Linked DNA regions of Homo sapiens: region 2 is linked to region 1. Evidence: chromatin loops called from intact Hi-C (ENCODE). Cell type or tissue: heart left ventricle. All regions are shown on one strand.

The links. Peaks named below come from ENCODE experiments on the same cell type or tissue, not always from the same donor. Only the 100,000 strongest peaks of a DNase experiment are listed, where the experiment ranks them.
Region 2: it touches region 1 in a loop (4-fold over the local background); 13 of 110 quality-filtered maps call a loop at or near these places.

What each region holds. Positions count from the first base shown.
Region 1 is chr17:29,120,604-29,128,603 of GRCh38, reverse strand. It overlaps MYO18A (myosin XVIIIA), which reads left to right. Exons shown (of 42, transcript NM_078471.4): 3 at 6,351-6,438; 4 at 6,647-6,753; 5 at 6,881-7,057; 6 at 7,393-7,606; 7 at 7,846-7,988. Among named protein-coding and RNA genes, the nearest start is that of MYO18A, 56 kb to the left of the region's middle. RefSeq lists an enhancer at 592-1,127. In heart left ventricle, a CTCF peak has its summit at 4,361 (motif pointing left); a DNase peak (open chromatin) is centred at 3,505; H3K27ac peaks cover 840 bases.
Region 2 is chr17:29,283,219-29,291,218 of GRCh38, reverse strand. It overlaps NUFIP2 (nuclear FMR1 interacting protein 2), which reads left to right. Exons shown (of 4, transcript NM_020772.3): 2 at 3,503-5,227. Among named protein-coding and RNA genes, the nearest start is that of NUFIP2, 6.9 kb to the left of the region's middle. RefSeq lists enhancers at 618-1,118, 1,119-1,619. In heart left ventricle, a CTCF peak has its summit at 7,475 (motif pointing left); no DNase peak of the experiment used is centred here; H3K4me3 peaks cover 220 bases.

The DNA of each region.
Region 1 (8,000 bases):
TGGGATGGGCAGGGCTGCAGGGGTGATGCTAATGTCTACCTGTATTTGTATGACTGTAGCTAGAGGGCAGCTCAAAGGAAGGCAGTGGCCCATCTAGGAGTCCTCAGCCTCCCACCAGCCCGATACCCCCAGAGACTTCCCAGAGAGCCAGGAGCCCTGCACCCACACTCGCCATGAACGGCCCGGGAGCTGCCACAGCAGAAGGCCTAAGCGAAGAGGCCCAGGGCCTGTCCCGGAAGCGGGTGGCAAATGCAGTGAGGAAGGTGGTGAGTAAGGTGCTGCCCAGCGAGGAGCTTGGGAATGCCAAGGAGACCCCAGGCAGAGGAGTCAAGTCCCCCGAGCACCCGACTCGAAGCAAGAGGGGAGAAAAGGCAGCTTCTAGTCCCAAGCCGCCACCCCCTCCCCCACCTCCCCCTGCTCCGCCTAAGCCTGAAGTGAAGAAGGAGGCAGCCAAGGATGAGCTCTCCCTGGGCCTGCGGAGCCTGATGTCTCGGGGCAGGGGCAAGGAGCACAAGGCCCGCGGCAAGCAGTCTTCTGGGAAGGGGGAGAAGCCCTCCAGCCAGGAGCCAGGCTCCCCAGACTGGGCAGACTCCCCTGAGAAAGCAGGATCCCCAGCCAAGCCTGAAGCCCCAAAGAAGCAGCGCTCCCCAGCCCCACCGGAAGAGCTGGTGACCCCAGGCTCCACCGGCCCGAAGTCAGACCTCACTGGAGAGCAGCAGTCCAAGTCACCAGTCCCTGGTGTGAAGCAGGAGGTACAAGAGTGTGTCACTAACCGCTCCTGCCCCTCACCACCCTAGCTCAAGGGCCAGGCACCCTCACAGCCGGCTTCCCCAAGCGACCTCAGCGAACCCCGCATGACCGAGAGGCTGGGCCCAGGGTCGTGTGCTGATGGCCGGCAGGGGCTGCATGGCTTTCCCTAACCCAATGCGGACCCTGCAGTTGCCTGGGCTCTGGCCTGGCGGCTGGGATGGAAACTGCTAAGCAGCATGTTGGCCTTGCCATAGGGAGTCAGGGCCTGGTCCCCAGCTACATGGCGCCAGCTTGAGGCCTGAGACCCAAACCCGAGGATCAGAGTCTCAGCAGATCAGTTCCAGGAGGAAAGACTGTTTTCTCAAGTCAGGGATCTGGGCTTGCATTCCCAGCCACTCATCCCCTGGGACCTCAGCAAAGTCCCATCTCAGACTTCCTCTGTTGAGTGGGGATAATACAGGTCCAAAATTTCTTCTCTGATACCCTGGGTGTGGCAGTATTTTGGAAATTAGTAATCTTTGTATTTTAGTGCCATACAGTATACATAATGAGCAACAACGTGTAACAAACATTAATATTTCCAAAGCAAAATCTATGAATATTCACACTACAGGGGCATAGAGGATAAACTGCCAGGTTTTGCCGCCAAAATAGTTAAGAAAAATATTTTGTTTGGGGGGGCTTTTGGGATTTTGGAATTGCAAATAAGGGTTAATAAGGGTTTTAAGTAACCAGAAGATTAGAAATGATACAGATAATGCTCCAAGCCGGTCCCTGGCATGGTGGGTGCTCCATAAATGGTAGCGTTGATAGTGGTGCTAATAACAGTTGTTATTGATGCCCTCACTGCCATCACTGCCTTCTTTAGGCCTGGCCAGCATGACCATCTGGCAGCAGGACTCTTGAGGAGCCCTGTGCTTGGATGGCAGATGGGTACAGTGGGCCCCTTGGGATATAGGGGCAACCCTATCTTCCCAGAAAGTGTTCTCTGGGTGGGGCAGGAGGCTGAGAAGCAGGAGGGAGGGTCAGTCCAGCCTCTTTCCCTTGGAAAGTGTTGCCTTCTTGGCTGGCCTCTGAGTTGGGGACAGTTCTCTTCAAGCTTCCCTTTTTTGGACCCTGCTGAGGCCTCCCAGGGTGTGGGAGAGGAGCATCAAGTTTTGCCACTACTTCCCTGTGCTCATGCAGGCTCCTTCTGGCTGGAAGGAGAGGGGTCTGGAGGGTATGGGGGAATAGCCTGAGAGGCCTTGAGGCCCTCCCTGACTGTTACCTCCTGGGACCTGGGGAGCCTTGTTGCTCCCCATTCTTCCTGGGCATTGCAGCACTTAGAGAAAAGCCAGCCGCCGCTTCCCCCACCCACCTGGCCCACTCTGTGAATCAGGGAAGTGCCTGTTCCTGCTCACAGGGAGGAGCTGGCATGGGCATTTTGGGCAGGGTATGGGCAGAACTGTTGGTCGCTCTGGAGAACCCATAAGCAGGTGGGGAGTGTCGTGGTCCTGTTCCCGGGCGGCTGCCCTCCCCTCCCTCCTCCCCGTCCCTCCTCCCCGTCCCTCCTCCTCTCACAAGGGAGGAGATGGGAGCTGAGACATGCCCTGACCTGGAGTTTAGCCACCTGTCACCTGGGCCTGGGGAAGGGTCCAGAGGGCAAGTGGGATAATAGGGCCATTTGGTGCTCAAGATAGGCAGGTGGGAAGAAATAACCCCAGAACTCCCAGGCACTTGTTCTTTTTTTTCTAATCTGATGGTTTAAAAACTCAGATTGCCGCGCGGCTTGCTCCCTGGCGCTGCTCCCCTTCCCTAGTGGGTCCCAGTGGCTTCCTGGGCTGGGAGCTCCGCATGCTGTGGCCTCTCCATTTCTGGGCTGGGACTAATAGTGGTTTAACCTTTAGGCAGGAGCTGCCAAGGTCCAGCTGACCCCCGTGGAAGAGGCCCACCAGCGGCTGGAGAGGATCTTCACAGCTTCTGTAATGCCACTCTTGTGTGTGGGTCCCAGTCCCTGGCCGCCCTCTTCCTGAGGCTGGCGGCAGGACCCTGTGTGTGTCTGTAGGCGCGCTGACCATGAAGATGGCTCCATGGCGGCCTGTGGGCCCTCATGTTGGGCTCTCTCTTAAAGAAATGAGAGAAGTGCTCTGGGGAGAGTGGTTCCTCCAGAGAGCCCAAAGTCCTGTGCATGTGGGAGGGCACCCCTCCTCGCTCAGGGCCCAGTCCCTTTCTCTGGCCACATTGTCCTGCCTCGAGGACATGTGTTGGTGTCAGGGCCTGGCGGGTGGTAAGGAAGGTTGCTGTCGCTATTTTTGGTGACCTGGCTCTCTAGACCCAGGTGGGGCCTGATAACTCCTTGCCGATTTCTAACAGGTAACATCCAAGTCCTGGTTGACTTGCCTTCCTCCCCAGAAAGGCTTTTCAGGGCTTTAAGTAACCAGAGAGGTCACGGCTGGCCACAGGGTTTGCCCACAGTGCCTTTGCTCTTGGGCAGCTGTCAAGTGGTCCCCAGGTTGGATCTAGATGGGGTCGGTGTGCCTGGCTGGCAGAGGTGGGAGTGCTATAGGGTACGTCGGGGTTGAGGAAGAGATTCTAGACTGCAAGCTGCTGGGAGCTGTGTTCTATGAGAGGTGCAGGGCGACAGCTCTGAACACAGCCCTTGGCCTAGGGAGTGGCACCCTTGGGCTGTGTTAGAAGGCAAGGAACAGCTCTGTGCTGGTGGCCACAGGGGAGCTAGGCTGAGAAATGCTCTGGAGATAAGGCAAGAGGCTGGCAGGGGGCCCAGGCCTTGGGTGTGGTGAGGTGGCCTGACCTGGTAGACACACAGAAGAGGGAGCCTGATTCAGAATAGACCGGATGGCCAGCCCAGGAGAGACTGCGGCCAGAGGCAGAGTGGCAGACTCCTGCCCGGGCCACCGGGAATGACTTAGAGGAGCATCTCCTCTGAGAGGCCTGATGGTCACTAGTGTCTCTTCACCTTCCTGGCCTCTCCTTGACTGGGTGCAGTTCACCTGCTCAGGCCAGGTCCCAGGTCCTGGCACCAAGCTCCCCCACCTTCACCCCGAGCCTTGGACAACTAGAGAGTGCCGGCCCACTTGACTCAGGAGCACTTGCTGAAGGGGGCGTGCCAGTGGTCTGCTTATCTTCACCCTTCTTCTCTCTCTCTCCTTTGCTTGCTGTCGGTAGCTGGACTCTGAGGCCGCCTCTCATGCCCACAGCCAGGTAGGGTGCTCTCCCCCCACTCAGGAGCCCTCCGCTCCCTCCAGTGACCACCTAGCCCCACTGGCCTGCACCTGGGCTGGCGTCTGTGCTCGGGCCTCCTGCTGGAGTGTAAGGCCTCTTTCCCCTCCAGGCTCCCACCCTGTGTCTGGGAGGACCCCAGCGGGAGGTAGTGCCGGGAGCTTGAGATGGTGCAGCTCTGTGTCAGGCCCCTGGGGAGCATCTAGACCGAGTGTCGCCCTTCAAGTTGGGCCCATGTGGCATGTGGTTCTCAGCCACTGGAGCCCAAGGGGGGCCTGGTTGAGTTCTAGGTGTTTCAACTCTGCTCACTCTGGAGAGAGAAAGCTGGAAAGGCAGAATCTCTGCCCTCTTCCCAGCCCATGCCTGAACGTGAGACATTCTCTGTCTCCACCTCCTGGCCAATGTGAGAAACCCATTTTCAGATGAGCTTTAAGGGAGTTAGTTACAGGCTATGATGTCACCTTATTCATCAGTCCCCAAATACCTGGCCCATAGAAGGTGTCTATTCAACATAAAGGTCTCCCCTGTCTTATGTGATTTGAGAAAAAATATATATATACAACATTGTAATGATTTTTTTTTTTTTTGAGATGGAGTCTCGCTCTGTCGCCCAGGCTGAACTGCAGTGGCGCAATCTCGGCTCACTGCAAGCTCCACCTCCTGGGTTCACGCCATTCTCCTGCCTCAGCCTCCCAAGTAGCTGGGACTACAGGTGCCCGCCACCATGCCCAGCTAATTTTTTGTATTTTTAGTGGAGACAGGGTTTCACTGTGTTAGCCAGGATGGTCTCGATCTCCTGACCTCGTGATCCACCCACCTCAGCCTCCCAAAGTGCTGTGATTACAGGTGTGAGCCACTGCACCTGGCCATGATTTTTATAGTTATAGTTCTTCAAATATAAAGAACTAGCCTTTTTAATGTCCTCACTTAACACACCAAAATGTGGCCAGCCACGTGGTGATCCTCCTATTCAGAGTTATTTCATGGGTCCATGAAACCCGGAGATCTGGGAGCCACTGGTGCAGCCCAGCCCTCCTACTCCAATCTGGGGAAGGGCCGTCCAGCACTGGAGGGATCTGTCTAAAGCCAGAAGCCAACCTGAGAGGAGAGCCCACGTCTCCTTTACTTTCAACTCCAAGAAATGTGACAAAGAACATACTTCTTATGTTTTCTTATCTTTTCCTGATTTCTCACCCAGGGGGTCAGGACCCAGCCAGTGTCCATGCCTGGGCCTCAGGTTTCAGGCTGACTGTGCCTCACAGCTGGGGCCCTCCGAGAGTGTAGGGGCTCGGGCTAACCTGAGGGTGGGTCCATGCCACTGGGGTGCCCATCCCCCACCCGGGGCACGGGATGACCTTGCTGCCATTTCGCCCACACACAACAAGAGGAGCCCGATGGGCCCTGGGTCCCTCGTCTGTTTCCCCAGCTCCCCCAGACACCGTTTCTTCCCAGTTCAAGTGTCCTTCTTAGAGGGTGCCAGGTTTGACAGCCCCACACCGTCAGTACCTATGAATGCTTATGTCTGAGTTGGTGACCTCCTGAGGCCTCTGGGGGCTTCTAGCCCCTTTACACCACTCCTGTGCCCATCTGTATAACGTGTAAGCCTCTCCCTGTGTTTGACAGGGCAGGGCTGCCCCTACCCCCATATCTCTGGCCGCACTGCCTCGTGCCTTTGTATGGCATTAGCGTGTCCACTAGGTCTGTGTGACAGGGGTCTTTGCTGATGGCGGCATGGAGAAGGAGCAGGGAGGCTGATGTGTGCACCTGGGCACTGTCCCCCGGTCCGGGTAGAGCACCCTCTGGAGGGGAGGGCCAGGGCTGAGGCCAGGGCTCTGAGCCCACCTATCATTCTGTACTGCGAAGTCCAGGCGACTCCCCGCTGAGATCTGAGGACATGCCCTCTCCCAGCTTGGCAAAGGAGGCCCTATCATTTGGATGAAGGGAGAAGCTGGGCACGGAAGATCCTAGTAGCTGTGGCTAGGGTCTAGGGCCTTGGACTCAGGACACTGATCTCCTGGGCTTGACAGGGTGGAGGAGCAGAGGGTGGCTGAGGGAGAACCTGGTGATTTGCTTTCCTGGGGTCTCCTCTTTCCTGGGCACAAGATCCCTGTGTCCCTGTCTTGCCAGACCCTCACTGATGGTACGGTCTCTAGCCTTTGTGTCCTGTCCTCAGGGCTCCTTAGAGCCACCCTTGCCTCCTAGCTTCCCCACCCTCTTTCCCAGACACCTCTGATGTCCCTGTGTTCTGTGTCTGTCACCTAACTCATTCCTTGCCCAGTGGCTTGTCTCAAAGCCCATGCCCTCACTTGTCTCCCCTCTACGGCTGTCCTTGTCCCTGTCTTCCATAGCAGGGCCTGTTTATTCTTCTCTCTCTCTGACAGGCGAAAACAGAAGAACAGATTGCAGCAGAAGAGGCCTGGAATGAGACGGAGAAGGTGTGGCTGGTCCATAGGGACGGCTTCTCACTGGGTGAGTCTCAGAGGGTCTGGGGGCACATGTCAGGACTCACTGGTCTCAGGGCTGGGCAGCGAATGTGCCTTCTGCATCTGGTGAGGGCTGAGCAGTGAGCAAGGAGAGGCTGGTGATGCAGTGGGGGGGAGGATAGGACCGAGAAGTTCCCAAGTGGAGTAGCAGAGGCTTCCCAGGCCCATCCCAGCTGTCTGTCCCTCCCCTGCAGCCAGTCAACTCAAATCTGAGGAGCTCAACTTGCCTGAGGGGAAGGTGCGTGTGAAGCTGGACCACGATGGGGCCATCCTGGATGTGGATGAGGATGACGTTGAGAAGGTAGGTGGGCAGGGGGCTGGGTGTGGGGGAGGAGGCTCAGGAGTGCACTGGGCAGGGCAGGCCCATCCTCTGGCAGCGGAGATGGGCTCTGCTGCTCTAATACCCACCCGCCTGTCCTCCCACACAGGCTAATGCTCCCTCCTGCGACCGTCTGGAGGATCTGGCCTCACTGGTGTACCTCAATGAGTCCAGCGTCCTGCACACCTTGCGCCAGCGCTATGGCGCTAGCCTGCTGCACACGTATGCTGGCCCCAGCCTGCTGGTTCTTGGCCCCCGTGGGGCCCCTGCTGTGTACTCTGAGAAGGTGCAGCACCCTCAAGGCTACCCTGCAGACTCCTGGTCCCACCCCCTGCCCTGGCTCTCTGCCCTTCCCCTGTGGCACCCCACTGGGCTCCTGTCCACTCTCACAGTTGACCTTGGGAAGAGGAGTCATTTCAAGAGATGGGGGACAGGACCTCCCCACAACCTTTGATGGAGTCCAGGACTTAGTGTCTTCATTTCCATGCATGGCCTTGGCCTTGGAATCCCTGGGCACTACAGGAGGGAAAATCCAGAAAGATGTGGACCTTGGGGGTGAGGGGTGTCTTAATGGGATCAGCTAAGAGCCAACCCCTTCTCTCCCTTGCTCTCCTGCCCAAGGTGATGCACATGTTCAAGGGTTGTCGGCGGGAGGACATGGCACCCCACATCTATGCAGTGGCCCAGACCGCATACAGGGCGATGCTGATGAGCCGTCAGGATCAGTCAATCATCCTCCTGGGCAGTAGTGGCAGTGGCAAGACCACCAGCTGCCAGCATCTGGTGCAGTACCTGGCCACCATCGCGGGCATCAGCGGGAACAAGGTGTTTTCTGGTGAGGCAGGGACAAGGGAGAAAACTGAAAGTGGGGTGAGGGGAGGGGAGTGAGGAGAGAGCACCCTCTTAAGTGCCAGCTCTTTTTCTCCCTGGCCTTTCCATCCCCCCGAAACCCCTCTGTCCACGGGCAGTTCTGGTCTGAATGGCCCCAAGCCTTCATACCTCTGGGGTAGCTCCTAGCTGGGGGATAAGCTGCCCCTGGCTTTCCTGATATCCCCTTGGGCCTGTATTCTGCAGTGGAGAAGTGGCAGGCTCTGTACACCCTCCTGGAAGCCTTTGGGAACAGCCCCACCATCATTAATGGCAATGCCACCCGCTTCTCCCAGATCCTCTCCCTGGACTTTGACCAAGCTGGCCAGGTGGCCTCAGCCTCCATTCAGGTGAGAGTGCTG
Region 2 (8,000 bases), 160 kb before region 1:
AATAAAGCGCTAGGAATCCTTTAATTTCTTAAATTTATTCTATAATGTTTACATTTTTCTTAAATATCTACTATTTAAAAAGAAAATTTCTTTCCAGCATACTTCATACATATCACAAGGTTGTCATGAGAAAAACTTTATGTAGTTAAACAAGATTTTCTTTTCTTTTTTTTTTTTTTTTTTGTTATTAAAACTTGCGGGCGGGAGCACAGTGGCTTCTAAGCCGTTTTTTCATTGTTTGGTGATTTCCAGTATCTGAGTCGCTACATACTAGTAATCTTAGGAAGAATTATTCTTGTTAGCTTTGGTTCAGCTCAGTTTGGAGATTGGATTTTTTGCTATTTCAGATTGCTCATCTTTAATTGAAATCTGAAAAGTTGTGACTAATGGGCCCAAGGATACAAACCTTTGTTTAACCTGTTAGCATATTAAATGATACAGGTAGGTCTTATCCAGAGTTAGGTAAGGAGATAAAGTTATATCTGTTAAAAATGATGAGAAGAGCCTTTATTTAGGAACTTTATGCTTTTCTTTCTTTCTTTCTTTCTTTCTTTTTTTTTTTTTTGAGACACAGCCTTACTCTGTGGCCCAGGCTGGAGTGCAGTGCAGTGGCATGATCTCGGCTCACTGCAACCTCTGCCTCCTGGATTCAAGCGAATCTCCTGTCTCAGCTGGGATTACAGGCATATGCTACCATGCCCAGCTGATTTTTTTTTTCTTTTTTTTAGTAGAGATAGGACTTCACCATGTTGGCCGGACTGGTCTCAAACTCCTGACCTCAAGTGATCCACCTGCCTGGGATCCTAAAGTGCTGGGATTACAGATGTGAGCCACTGTGCCTGGGATTTTTCTGAGGAAAAAAGCTTTTAGAAAACATCCTAAGCAATAATCTCTTTCTTGCTGTTTCATAGTTAAAATTGTGCCACCAAAAATTTGATTTGATTGGCTATCATAGCTTTTCCAGCAGCCAAAAAATTTTTAAAAATGTAACCCTGTGGAATCTAAGAACTCTTAAGAGTTCTAAGAAATCTAAGAGGCCGGTGTGGTGGCTCTCACCTGTAATCCCAGCACTTTGGGAGGCCCAGGCGGGCAGATCACTTGAGGTCAGGAGTTCGAAACCAGCCAGGCCAACGTGGCGGAACTGGGCATCGTGGTGCATGCCTGTAATCCCAGCTACTCTGGAGGCTGAGTCAGGAGAATCTGGGAGGCGGAGGTTGTGGTGAGCTGGGATCACATCACTGCACTTCAACCTGGGCCACAGAGCGAGAATCTGTCTCAAAAAAAGAAAAAAAATAACTGTTATAAGATGTATTCTCTCGTGGTACAAGTTTTGTGCCAGTCTGTTTTAGGAATGATTATGCCTTGAGTATGTTTTCTTGGGTTACTTTAATACAGGAGAAGAAAATGCCTTTATTTGTTCAGTTTTAGTATTTGTACTTTTTTTTCTAATGTAGAATGAGTAAGTCCTGTTGTGAATCTAATAGACTTCTCCATTAATTTATTTTGGAACAATGGTTCTCAGACTTATAAAAATGGCAGTATTCCTATTAGACTCCTCACTTCCTGCTGCCTTAAATGTGTGTGGAGTGTCCTTCTATTGTGTATCTTTCTTTTTTCTTTTTTTTGGAAGTGGAATTTTGCTCTTGTTGCCCAGGCTGGGGTGCAGTGGCCCAATGTGGGCTCACTGCAACCTCTGCCTCCCGGATTCAAGCCATTCTCCTGCCTCAGCCTCCCAAGTAGCTGGGATTACAGGCGTGCACCACCATGCCTGGCCAATTTTGTATTTTTAGTAGAGACGGGGTTTCACCATGTTGGTCAGGCTGGTCCTGAACTCCTGACCTCAAATGATCCACCCACCTTGGCCTCCCAAAGTGCTGGGATTATAGGCATTAGCCACTGCACCCGGCCTGTATATCTGTTTCTAATGACTTGACCTCAAGATGCTTTTATGAACATTTCATAAAAAGGTAGATAACTAATAGCACCATTTTGTTACAGTGGAAAACTATTTGAATCACCTATAATAGAATTGACTTTTTATGGTAGTTGAAGGTTTTTTTTTCTTTTCTTCTTGAAAGAGGGTCTCACTTTGTCACTCAAGCTAGAAGGCAGTTGTGCCATCTCAGTGCATGTTCACTGCAGCCTCGACCTCCTGGGTTCAAGCTATCCTCCTCCCTCAGCTCCCCCAGCTGGGAGTATAGGCACATGCCCCACGCCCAGCTAATTTTTGTATTTGTAGTAGAGACAGGGTTTCTCCATGTTGCCCAGGCTGGTCTTGAACTCCAGCAGTCTGCCTGCCTTGGCCCTCCCAAAGTGCTATGTTTACAGACATGATCCACTGGCAGTTGAAGACTTTTAATTAAACCTGAATACCATAACACTAAAAAATTGGATTCTTTTTATTGTTGTTTTGTTAGTAAATATTTTCTCATTGCATCTTTTGAGTCAAGGCAGTATTACATAGTGATAGGAAACCATGGATTGCAGATAGACTGGCGGTCAGATTTCCAGTTCTGTCACTTTGACTTGGGCAATTTACTTCATCTCTCTTAAAGTCTTTTTATCTAAATGTAAAATGAAGAAAGTATGTTTTATAAAGGTTGGAAACATTGGTACGTAGATATTTTGGTTTCACGTATTAACAATATCCAATATCTGGGAAATGTCAAAATGAAATTTAAGAATACTTTAGAAAAAGTTGACAAGTGTTAGATATTTGTCTGATAGATGCCTTGGAAACTGCTGATAGTGACTACCAGCTATTTATGGTTTTGTAGAAATGAAGTCTTTAATTTCCTTGTAATAATTACTGTTTCAATAAAACTTGATTTTTGCCCAGAGGGCATCTCTGCTCTGAATTGTAAAGAAAATTTTAGGCCGGGCGTGTGGCTCACGCCTGTAATCCTAGCACTTCGGGAGGCCGAGACGGGCGGATCACAAGGTCAGGAGATCGAGACCATCCTGGCTAACATGGTGAAATCCTGTCTCTACTAAAAATACAAAAAGAATTAGCCGAGCGTGGTGGTGGGCGCCTGTAGTCCCAGCTACTCTGGAGGCTGAGGCAGGAGAATGGCGTGAGCCCGGGAGGTGGAGCTTACAGTGAGCGGAGATAGCGCCACTGCACTCCAGCCTGGGCGACAGAGTGAGACTCCGTCTTGAAAAAAGAAAATTTTATAACAGCCTTGTGAGAGTGATGGGTAGATTGATTCTGTTAGATGAGAGGTATTTGGCATACTGCTTAAGAGGTCTTGTCTTCTCTGGCCTCAGACTTTGGTTTGAATCTTCGCTGAGTTCTACCTCTTGCTTTGCTTAGCAGTAGGTTGCATTTCCTAGTCTGTAAAATGGGGCTGACAGGTGTCTTCTCATAGAGATGTGAAATAATATAAAGCTACAGCTCATAGCATAGTGTCTAGCATACAGTAAATAGTTCTTAAATGTTAGGTATTAGTGTAATTTACATGTTGTGATTTTTTTTTTTAATCCTTTTTTTCCCCTCCCCTAGGCTATGGTGAACTAAACGGTAATGCTGGAGAAAGAGAAATATCTTTAAAGAACCTGAGTTCTGATGAAGCCACCAACCCTATTTCCAGGGTCCTCAATGGCAACCAGCAAGTTGTAGACACTAGCCTGAAGCAGACTGTAAAGGCCAACACCTTTGGGAAAGCAGGAATTAAAACCAAGAATTTCATTCAGAAAAACAGTATGGACAAAAAGAATGGGAAGTCTTATGAAAATAAATCTGGAGAGAATCAGTCTGTAGATAAGTCTGATACTATACCAATTCCAAATGGTGTGGTAACAAATAATTCTGGTTATATTACTAATGGTTATATGGGTAAAGGAGCAGATAATGATGGTAGTGGATCTGAGAGCGGATATACAACTCCTAAAAAAAGGAAAGCTAGGCGCAATAGTGCCAAGGGTTGTGAAAACCTTAATATAGTGCAGGACAAAATAATGCAACAAGAGACCAGTGTCCCAACCTTAAAACAGGGACTTGAAACTTTCAAGCCTGACTATAGTGAACAAAAGGGAAATCGAGTAGATGGTTCGAAGCCCATTTGGAAGTATGAAACTGGGCCTGGAGGAACAAGTCGAGGAAAACCTGCTGTGGGTGATATGCTTCGGAAAAGCTCAGATAGTAAACCTGGTGTGAGCAGCAAAAAGTTTGATGATCGGCCCAAAGGAAAGCATGCTTCAGCTGTTGCCTCCAAAGAGGACTCGTGGACCCTATTTAAACCACCCCCAGTTTTTCCAGTGGACAATAGCAGTGCTAAAATAGTTCCTAAAATAAGTTATGCAAGCAAAGTTAAGGAAAACCTCAACAAAACTATACAGAACTCTTCTGTGTCACCAACTTCATCTTCATCATCTTCATCATCTACCGGGGAAACTCAGACCCAATCATCAAGTCGCTTATCCCAGGTCCCTATGTCAGCGCTGAAATCTGTTACTTCTGCCAACTTTTCTAATGGGCCTGTTTTAGCAGGGACTGATGGAAATGTTTATCCTCCAGGGGGTCAGCCACTGCTAACTACTGCTGCTAATACTCTAACACCCATCTCTTCTGGGACAGATTCAGTTCTCCAGGACATGAGTCTAACTTCAGCAGCTGTTGAACAAATTAAGACTAGCCTTTTTATCTATCCTTCAAATATGCAAACTATGCTGTTGAGCACAGCACAAGTGGATCTGCCCTCTCAGACAGATCAGCAAAACCTGGGGGATATCTTCCAGAATCAGTGGGGTTTATCATTTATAAATGAGCCCAGTGCTGGCCCTGAGACTGTTACTGGGAAGTCATCAGAGCATAAAGTGATGGAGGTGACATTTCAAGGAGAATATCCTGCTACTTTGGTTTCACAGGGTGCTGAAATAATTCCCTCAGGAACTGAGCATCCTGTGTTTCCCAAGGCTTACGAGCTGGAGAAACGGACTAGTCCTCAAGTTCTGGGTAGCATTCTAAAATCTGGGACTACTAGTGAGAGTGGAGCCTTATCCTTGGAACCCAGTCATATAGGTGACCTGCAGAAAGCAGACACCAGTAGTCAAGGTGCTTTAGTGTTTCTCTCAAAGGACTACGAGATAGAAAGTCAAAATCCTCTGGCCTCTCCTACGAACACTTTGTTAGGCTCTGCCAAAGAACAGAGATACCAGAGAGGCCTAGAAAGGAATGATAGCTGGGGTTCTTTTGACCTGAGGGCTGCTATTGTATATCACACTAAAGGTAACTCATTTGTTTCCTATACAAAGATTTTTATTGGCCAATTTAGTATATTGTTTATATTAAGAGAATTTTAAGAGAATTAGTTGTTCATATTAAGAGTATTTTAAGAGAATGACAATGTGGATAAGCAGCTGGTGTCAAACTAATTCAGGGTCCTTGGAACTAGTATGATTAAAATTTAGAAGAAATGTTCACTTTTCCAACTTAAAAGGATTTTTAAAAATACAAACATAATTGACCTACCTGGTTCAAAGAACAGAAGTGAGGAGAACTTGCTTAAAGGTATTGATGTTATATTTTCTCTTGACTGAGTGCTTGAAAAAAAATTTTATTGAACATATGTTCTCCTTCCGTGGCTTTTTTGTCTTTGCTTTTTTGTTTTGTTTTGTGTTTTTTTTCTTTGAGATGGAGTCTCACTCTCTTGCCAGGCTGGAGTGCAGTGGCGTAATCCCGGCCCACTGCAACCTCCACCTCCCAGGTTCAAGTGATTCTCCTGCCTCAGCCTCCTGAGTAGCTGAGATTACAGGCACGCACCACCATGCCCGGCTAATTTTTGTATTTTTAGTAGAGACGGGGTTTCACCATGTTGGCCAGGATGGTCTTGACCTCTTGACCTTGTGATCCACCCACGGCCTCCCAAAGTGCTGGGATTACAGGTGTGAGCCACCACACCCATTTGCTTATTTGTTTTTGAGACAGAGTCTCACTCTCTCACCCAGGCTGGAGTGCAGTGGTGTGATCTTGGCTCACTGCAACCTCCGCCTCTTGGGTTCAGGTGATTCTCCTGCCTCAGCCTCCCGAGTAGCTGGGATTACAGCCATGCGCCACCACGCCCAGCTAATTTTTGTATTTTCAGTAGACACGGGTTTCCCCGTGTTGGCCAGGCTGATCTCAAACTTCTGACCTCGTGATCCGCCCGCCTCTGCTTCCCAAAGTGCTGTGATTACAGGTGTGAGCCACCGTGCCCAGCCTCTCCTTTGCTTTTTATATCATATGCGTCTTTAATAGTGAGCTCATTTAATAGTTCTAATTTGATTAAAATGAGTAGAAGCACTGTTTTTGAAGAGGAGACTGATAAGTCTTGGAGTAATGGATGCCAGTTTGTAACTGGAAAATAAGTTAGACAAATCACAGTGTCAAGTATGATTAGCATAGTTGAGACCAGGCTCTTGGGATTCTCCTTTTCATAGCCCTAAAGCCCAAGTTTAAAGGGAACCAGGTATCTTTCAAGTTTCACGCTAATAACTTTCTTTTCTTTTTTTTCTTTTTTTTTTTTTTTTTTTTTGAGATGGAGTCTTACTCTTGTCACCCAGGCTGGAGTGCAGTGGCGCAATCTTGACTCACTGCAACCTCCGCCTCCCGGGTTCAAGTGATTCTCCTGCCTCAGCCTCCCACGTAGCTGGGATTACAGGTGCCCACCACCACGCCTGGCTAATTTTTATATTTTTAGTAGAGATGAGGTTTCACCGTGTTGGCCAGGCTGGTCTCAAACTCCTGACCTCAGGTGATCCACCCACCTGGGTCTCCCAAAGTGCTGGGATTACAGGTGTGAGCCACCGTGCCAGGCCTCATGTTAATCACTTTCTTAGAATGTGGTTTGTTTGTGTCTTAAAGAAAAATTCGCTGTATGGCATAACTGTAATCTAAATCCTTAGAGCAAATAATGAGGTTTAACGATGATGTTTATATCCTTTTGCTTTTGAGAACAGTGGGTTTCAGTCTTCCCATCTTTCCTACCTCTTCCTCCTTTCTCTAACAGAAATGTATGCTCCATGCATGCATGTACACACTTAATACATAGTGCACATTCCCATTTTAACAGTGGCTCATTTAGGCAGTGACTTACAATTGCAGGGAAAGGGGACCATACCAGATTGTGGGAATTGGGTAATTACCATATTCTCTCTGGAAGAAATACTGCCTCAGGGATGAATAACAAAGTGATTTGTGACTTCTAAGCAAATTTCCTAGTCTGCATACGTTTCCTTATCTGCAAGCTGGAAGACATTGAGTATAATAAATAGATGTCCTTTTAATATCATTTTACTTCCTTAAAAATGGAAGTAGTAGAATTGCTTAATGGAAGTTTAGGAATCCTCACAGATAACATTTACCTGATTTCACTTATTCTCCAGCTCTGCTCTTTGAAGGTAAATACAGGAGTTGGTTGTTTTTAGCAATGTTAGGGCAAAAAGATAAATGCTTCGTTTTTTAAGACATGTGTTATACATTAGTTAACCTCTGCCAGGAGAGTTGGGTTTTTTGGTATTGTTTTCTGTGCCGTCTGCCCTCTAGAGACTATTACTGGAAAATGTTTACCGAAGTATTTTGCACTGGCGATCATTGTGTGAGCCTGAGAGGGTATCTGGTTGTGTTGTGTTCTCTTACCACCTCCAAAATATTCTGGGAGGCCCAGTGTGGTGGGTCATGACTGTAATCCCAGCACTTTGGGAGGCCGAAGTGGGAGGATCACTTGAGCTCAGGAATTTGAGACCAGCCTGGGCAACAATGTGTAGTCCCAGCTACTTGGGAGGCTTAGGAGGGAGGATCACTTGTCCCTGGGAGATCCAGGTCTGCAGTGAGCTATGTTTGCACCACTGCACTCAGGCCTGGGCAACAGAGTGAGACCGTGTCTCAAAACAAAACAACAAAATGTGTAGGATATGTTCCATTAGGTAACTGGTTAATAGTTCTTATGTACAATTTCTATTAGGTGGAATTGCAGGCCATTTTTAAATTGGAATGTTAACCTGAATTTACTCTTTATGCATTT